Linked DNA regions of Mus musculus: region 1 is linked to region 2. Evidence: chromatin contacts called from ENCODE Hi-C or POLR2A ChIA-PET data. All regions are on one chromosome and are shown on one strand. The core of a region is the stretch at or near the end of the contact, and the rest is flanking DNA. Distances in the headings are between cores, read along the strand shown. Region 1 overlaps Aopep (aminopeptidase O). Region 2 overlaps Aopep (aminopeptidase O).

Region 1 (2,700 bases), core at 109-2,608, 230 kb before region 2:
GAAAAAAGTTAACTTCGTTTGCCCCCACCCTCACGACTTAGAAATTGAGGAAAGCGGCACAAGTCTGAAGTTTTAAAGTTTCTTGAAGAGAAAGTGTGAAATTTCTAACCCCCAGCCCTGACCCATGTAAAAGCAGCACAAAGAAAACCAACCCTGGGCTCTTGTAGGAGCCCGAGTGTCTTTACAGGAGTCAGGGGTGGGAGTGGGTGGGGGCAGGGATGGATGTCACTCTGAGCTCCCTCCCAGAGGACAATCCATCCACACAACTGCAGCCCCTGCTTTCTCTTCCATTAGCACAACACAATGCAGAAGAGCAGACTTACCTCCCGGATTAGGAATGCCACAGACAAGACAAGTCTCACCACGAAGCTTCCCCAGGCACAAACATCAGGACTGCAGCTGGCATGCCTTGAAGGCCAAGGGGAGCCCTTGAGCCCCTCCCTGGCCGCCCAGCTGGCGCACAGCAGTGGCTGTATGGGGAAGGAAGTCAGTGTGGCTCCAGACGGAGAGAGCCTGAGACTAATGCAGCCACAGACTGACAGTGGCGTGAGTTCTATTATTACCCCATTATCACTCTGGGATCTGAGCCTAAATGAAGCATGCTTCCTCCCTGGTGCCATTTCCTTTTATCCTGGCTGGAGACTAAAAGCGGATCAATGGGGCAATAATGTATGATGTCACTTCCATTATAGCAACAGCCTCCCCGCCTCTTTCAGTCTGTCTGAAACGCACAGAACGATCAATTCTTCCCAAAAATGGTTAAAAAATGCTTTGGGAGCATGCATCTTCCAGAAAAGCATTCTCTGCTATATTTGTCTATGTTACTTTGGCAGGAACTGTTTACACAGAACAAAACAGAAGAAATGAGGGAGGGAGAAAAATCTCAAATTCTCCTGTAGGCTGGAGACTTGTTGGCTGGAATTCAACCCAAACAGGGGCCAGGGGCCAGGGCAGAATGCCGCTGACCTCTGAGAGTCATGTGCAGAAGGTGAAGGGTGACCTCACGGATATAAAACACCTTTCATTGTATAAGGTACTCTGAATCTGGAAAATTCCTTGCTACCTTCTCCAGGAAGCACAACCACTACCCTGCAGGCCTGAAGGCCACCCACTCAGGTCCATGGCTGCCTGCCACAGGTAAAGGACACATGTGGACGGAAGGAAGACAGGCACCACTCTGAGACTTAAAATAAAACTCCATTGAGTGAATTTTCACTTATAAGATTCTTGCCGATAGCGTGAGATAAGGATACCATGGAGAGAAGTTCCCCAAACAAGAGCAGGAACTTCTATTTCCTCAGGATCCAGAGAGAAACAGAAACAGGAGCCAAAGGAAGCCATGGTCTTCTCTGCCTGTCAGGAAAGGGCTTCCTTTCCTGTTGGGATTCACACAACAGGCAGGGTAGGCGTATTAAGCCTGCTCTTCGTTCATGGGTAATGTCTGTGGGACCTCCGGACAGAACTAAAGTGCCTTCCACGCATTAGAAACTTAAAGAGAAACAGCTGCTGCTGCTGCTGCTGCTGCTGCTGCTGCTGCTGCTGCTGCTGCTGCTGCTGCTGCTGCTGGAGGCAGCAGAAAAATGGTTCTCCACATCGGTTTTTGTTTTAATCGAACTTTAAAGAACTGCCTAAACCTAAGACTAGCTAGAACACTGAATGTGAATCTTGTTTGCATTATTTTGAGGGTAAAAATGGAGGTTGCTAGCAAATGAAGGTTATCAAATAATGAAGAGTGAAAATATTTTCTTTTCAAATTATAGAACTCACCACCAGGCAGGCAACCCTCCTAGTAGTGTCAGTTTCTTTTGGCTACCAAGCATCTTCAGAGCTACACTCTGCAATGACCACTGCAGCAACAAATATTCACAGAATCCATGGCATTAGATGTTTGAGACACGTTACTAATAGCTTGAGATATGTGAACTTGTAAGTCATCGTTTGATCACAGCCCCTCCAAACTGCTACCACAGGATGAAAGAGCATGATAGCCGCCAAGAACAGGTGGGAGCTAAAGTAGGCTGTGGCACAGAGAATCACCATGCTTCCAAGTGGGAGCGTCAAATTGTAAAATGTGTTATTATTTGAACCTTTGTTAGAAGTATTACCCATGCTTCGAGCAATGTGACATCAAGCATATCCTGTGAACTGCAGGAAACCAGAGCATTGGGGCCAGCTGGGTCCTACCACCATGTGTCTACTACTATTTTATGCCACTGTGTATTTCAGAAACTAAATTAAGCTAAATGCTCAAATTAAAATTTTCCAAGGACTTTACAAGAAACATTTGAAGTTTTCTCATCTGCCTGCCTAGAATCTACCAGGTCCACAGTGATGGGACAGAGGGGTACACTCCCACTACTTCACTCTTCTGGGAAGAACCGATTCAAACAAGAAGTCCCAGAGCGCTACAGGCTATCTTCCGTCCTGCTGAAGGTCCCGAAGCACAGCACTTTTATGTATCAAAGAGCACTTTCAACTTCTTGTGTTCAGAATTTGATAAACTTTGAACTTCTAATTCATAAGCAGTGATATCTTAATTCTAAATTCTTGTTATCTACCAATTCATCTCAATGTAAATTCCAGGACGGGAATAAATGCGTTTCTGTTATCAAACCTTTCAGCTAGTTCTGAGTTAAAACACAGTGTTGTAGCCACAGAGTGGATAGTATAGCTATTACAGAGAAGGGGTGAGAGCTGTTA
Region 2 (2,700 bases), core at 126-2,625:
GGAGGTAATAAGGTACAAGTGAGGAGAGGCAAAGATGACAAGGAGTCAGCCTCAGCTCGGTGGGTGACAGCCGGATACCAAGGGGATGTGAGTGTGACTTTGTATCTTACACTTGTGAAAATCTTAAATATTTGAGACGGGCATTTTTATAAAATGAAAAAATTAGAAAATCAAAGTCCTGTAGACACATTTTGGTCATATCAATTAGCAATAGTAAACTAATGTGGGTAGTCAAGTCCTGTATACCTGGTATATCACTAAAACTCCAAAGGCAGCAACCATCACACACAGCTATTTCTGCACAGGCAAGAATGCCTGATATTTAAAGAGTTAGTGGCAAAAGGTTGTTGTTAAATTGGCAGAGTCCTTGCCTTGCGTACAGGGAAATTAAATTGGTTAAATCCCATGCACGGCTTAGACAAGATATGGTGGGACACATTTGCAATGTGAGCACCTGGGAGGTAAAGGTAGGACACAAATTCAAGTTCATGATTGACTGCATAGCAAGCTTGAGGCTAGCTTGATCACCATGAGATCTTGTCTTAATTTAAAAAATAACAACAAGAATAAAAATCAATAAACAAAAACCAGTTTAAGGCCAGCCAGATACATGAGATTTTAAAAAGAAATTGTTGTTTTCTCTGAAAATTTAAAAGGGCATACAAAGTTTTCCTACTGGAAGCACTCATGTAACCTTGGAAGCTTTCTGCTGTCGGGTAGACCAACAGAGTGAAGCCCTCAGTGATGTCAGTGTGCTCTTATGTGACATATCATGTTTCTCTTCTCAGATCCAATGTAGTTCCTATCTTAAGACTATTTCTCTAGCCACAATCCCTTCTTCAGAGCTCCCTGCCCAAATTACTCCATATGGCAGTAATGCTTTGGGAAGGTCATTACAAATGCAAGCTGTATAGGAATACGTGCATTTATGAGTATATGATAACCACATTATATAAATATGAACACCACAGGAACATGTGTAAGCACTATGTACACACTGGAAGGAATGCAGGCTCCTCATTTCATTGTTCTTCCCCTCATGGTATCCTTCTCCATCCCCAGGTACTTCAGCAAACCCCAGCATTCTTTCTGTTACAACTGAGACACTGCAATTACATGACCTACTTTATGAGCTTTTGGCCCCTCTGGCAAAGCCTTGTCCACATCAGTCTTCCTCACTATTGTTCGAGGGCTGAAACTGGCATCAGGTGGGCCAATGCCCATCAGCTTTCCCTTACCAGGCCAGACAATGGCTTCACAGGCCAATGCCACCCTACACAGAGGTCTCAGGTCTCTCTCTTTGCAGGAAGTATAGCCCTGGACACAGACGACTAGGAGAGAATAACCTTCAAAGGTAAAAGAGCGCCACCTGCTGAAGCGAGAGGGGCTGTGTAGATTGTGAGCATCCCATGGTTTCAAGGCTTCCCTAAAGGAACACTGGCACCAGTCTACCAGATCTCCTAGATAGACATGACCATAATGAAGATGAGTAGCTCCCCTGAAACACAAAGGACATCAGTGGGCTGAATACCACCTTTCCAGATGGTTGGTCACAAGACAAACATTAATGCCTTGCATGCAAACATTCATGTATGTCTAATCCAAGAAAAATTTTACACCAGTGAGAATGGGCAAATAAAACATGCTGGCAGAAGCACTGTGGTCTGAGAGAGAGAGAAAAAAAAATCCTAACATACTCTGTGTATATACTAAGCAGAGCAAGGAGGCAAGCAAGCTAGTGAACAGCAAATCACAGAATGAAAGCCCTGGAAAGTGTAAGACATCATCTGAGTCCACATGAGCAATAGAAAAGCCAAACACAACCCTCACAATGTGAGGGCAGCTGTCTACTGGAAACAAGGAATACGTTCACTGTGAAGTATACTCTAAGGCACGCCCACCCCACTTCTTCATAGCATCTGCATGCAGTACCGAGGTTCTACTTCCAAAACTAGGACACTCTACCTTGCATTTCCTTTTTGTGGGCAAAGTACTTACTTGATCATAGCCACCCCTAAAGCTTTTTAATTTACTGCCTTCTCACATGGAGAGAATGTGGAGCATTCTCAACACTGCTATTTATTTTGAGCCATCAAAATAGGGTGGGGGAAGCTGGCTTTTTGTCTGGGAGAGTCTTGCTCCTTAGTCATTTTTCCTGGAATTTCCCAGTCATACGGAAGAGAATGTCAGAGAGCTGACATATTGTACAGTCCAGACAGAGAATAGCATTTTGCCCAAAGTGAAATAACGTTTATGCTCTTTACAATTGAAAAATGGGGGGGGGGGGAACCAGACAAAGATCCTAAAAAAAAATCATTAATTTGAGGAGTAGGAATATGCCAAATTAGATTTATAAAAGTAAAGCCAGGGGGCTGGAGTGACAGCTCAGAAGCTAAGAGCACACACTGCTCTTGGAGGTGCCAAGGTTGGTTGCCAGCACCCACATCCAGGGGCTCACAACTACCTAAAACCCCAGCTCCAGAGGATCTGATGCCCTCTTCTGGCCTCTGCTAGCACTACACTCAAGTAAACACAACTTAAAAATAAAATCTTGAAGAAACAAACAAAAATTACTAGAGGAAAGTGATAGCATAGTGATCTTCTTTTTAAACATGTGTGGTAGAAACCAGCAACCATGTTCATAGGGGAAGCTATGAACATGGTATTGCCTCTGTCATTAACTATGTGGTTTTAAATGCC

The links. A loop is a pair of places that touch in the nucleus more often than their neighbours do. ChIA-PET counts read pairs that join two places held with the same protein, here RNA polymerase II (POLR2A).
Region 1: a map of heart shows a loop between it and region 2 (3-fold over the local background). The contact joins two enhancer-like sites. A Hi-C loop is called at or near these places in 1 of 37 maps with a recorded cell type or tissue (heart). POLR2A ChIA-PET finds 5 or more read pairs at or near these places in 1 of 5 experiments (Patski).

The regions. Positions count from the first base shown.
Region 1 is chr13:63,276,814-63,279,513 of GRCm38, reverse strand. All of the region lies in intron 13 of Aopep (aminopeptidase O), which reads right to left. Among named protein-coding and RNA genes, the nearest start is that of Gm16907, 19 kb to the left of the region's middle. Within about 2 kb of position 1,358, at least 2 of the 3 ENCODE cell types and tissues checked have a DNase peak (open chromatin) inside an H3K27ac peak, as active enhancers do.
Region 2 is chr13:63,045,475-63,048,174 of GRCm38, reverse strand. The region is part of intron 3 of Aopep (aminopeptidase O); the gene reads right to left. Among named protein-coding and RNA genes, the nearest start is that of Gm46422, 48 kb to the left of the region's middle. Within about 2 kb of position 1,375, at least 1 of the 3 ENCODE cell types and tissues checked has a DNase peak (open chromatin) inside an H3K27ac peak, as active enhancers do.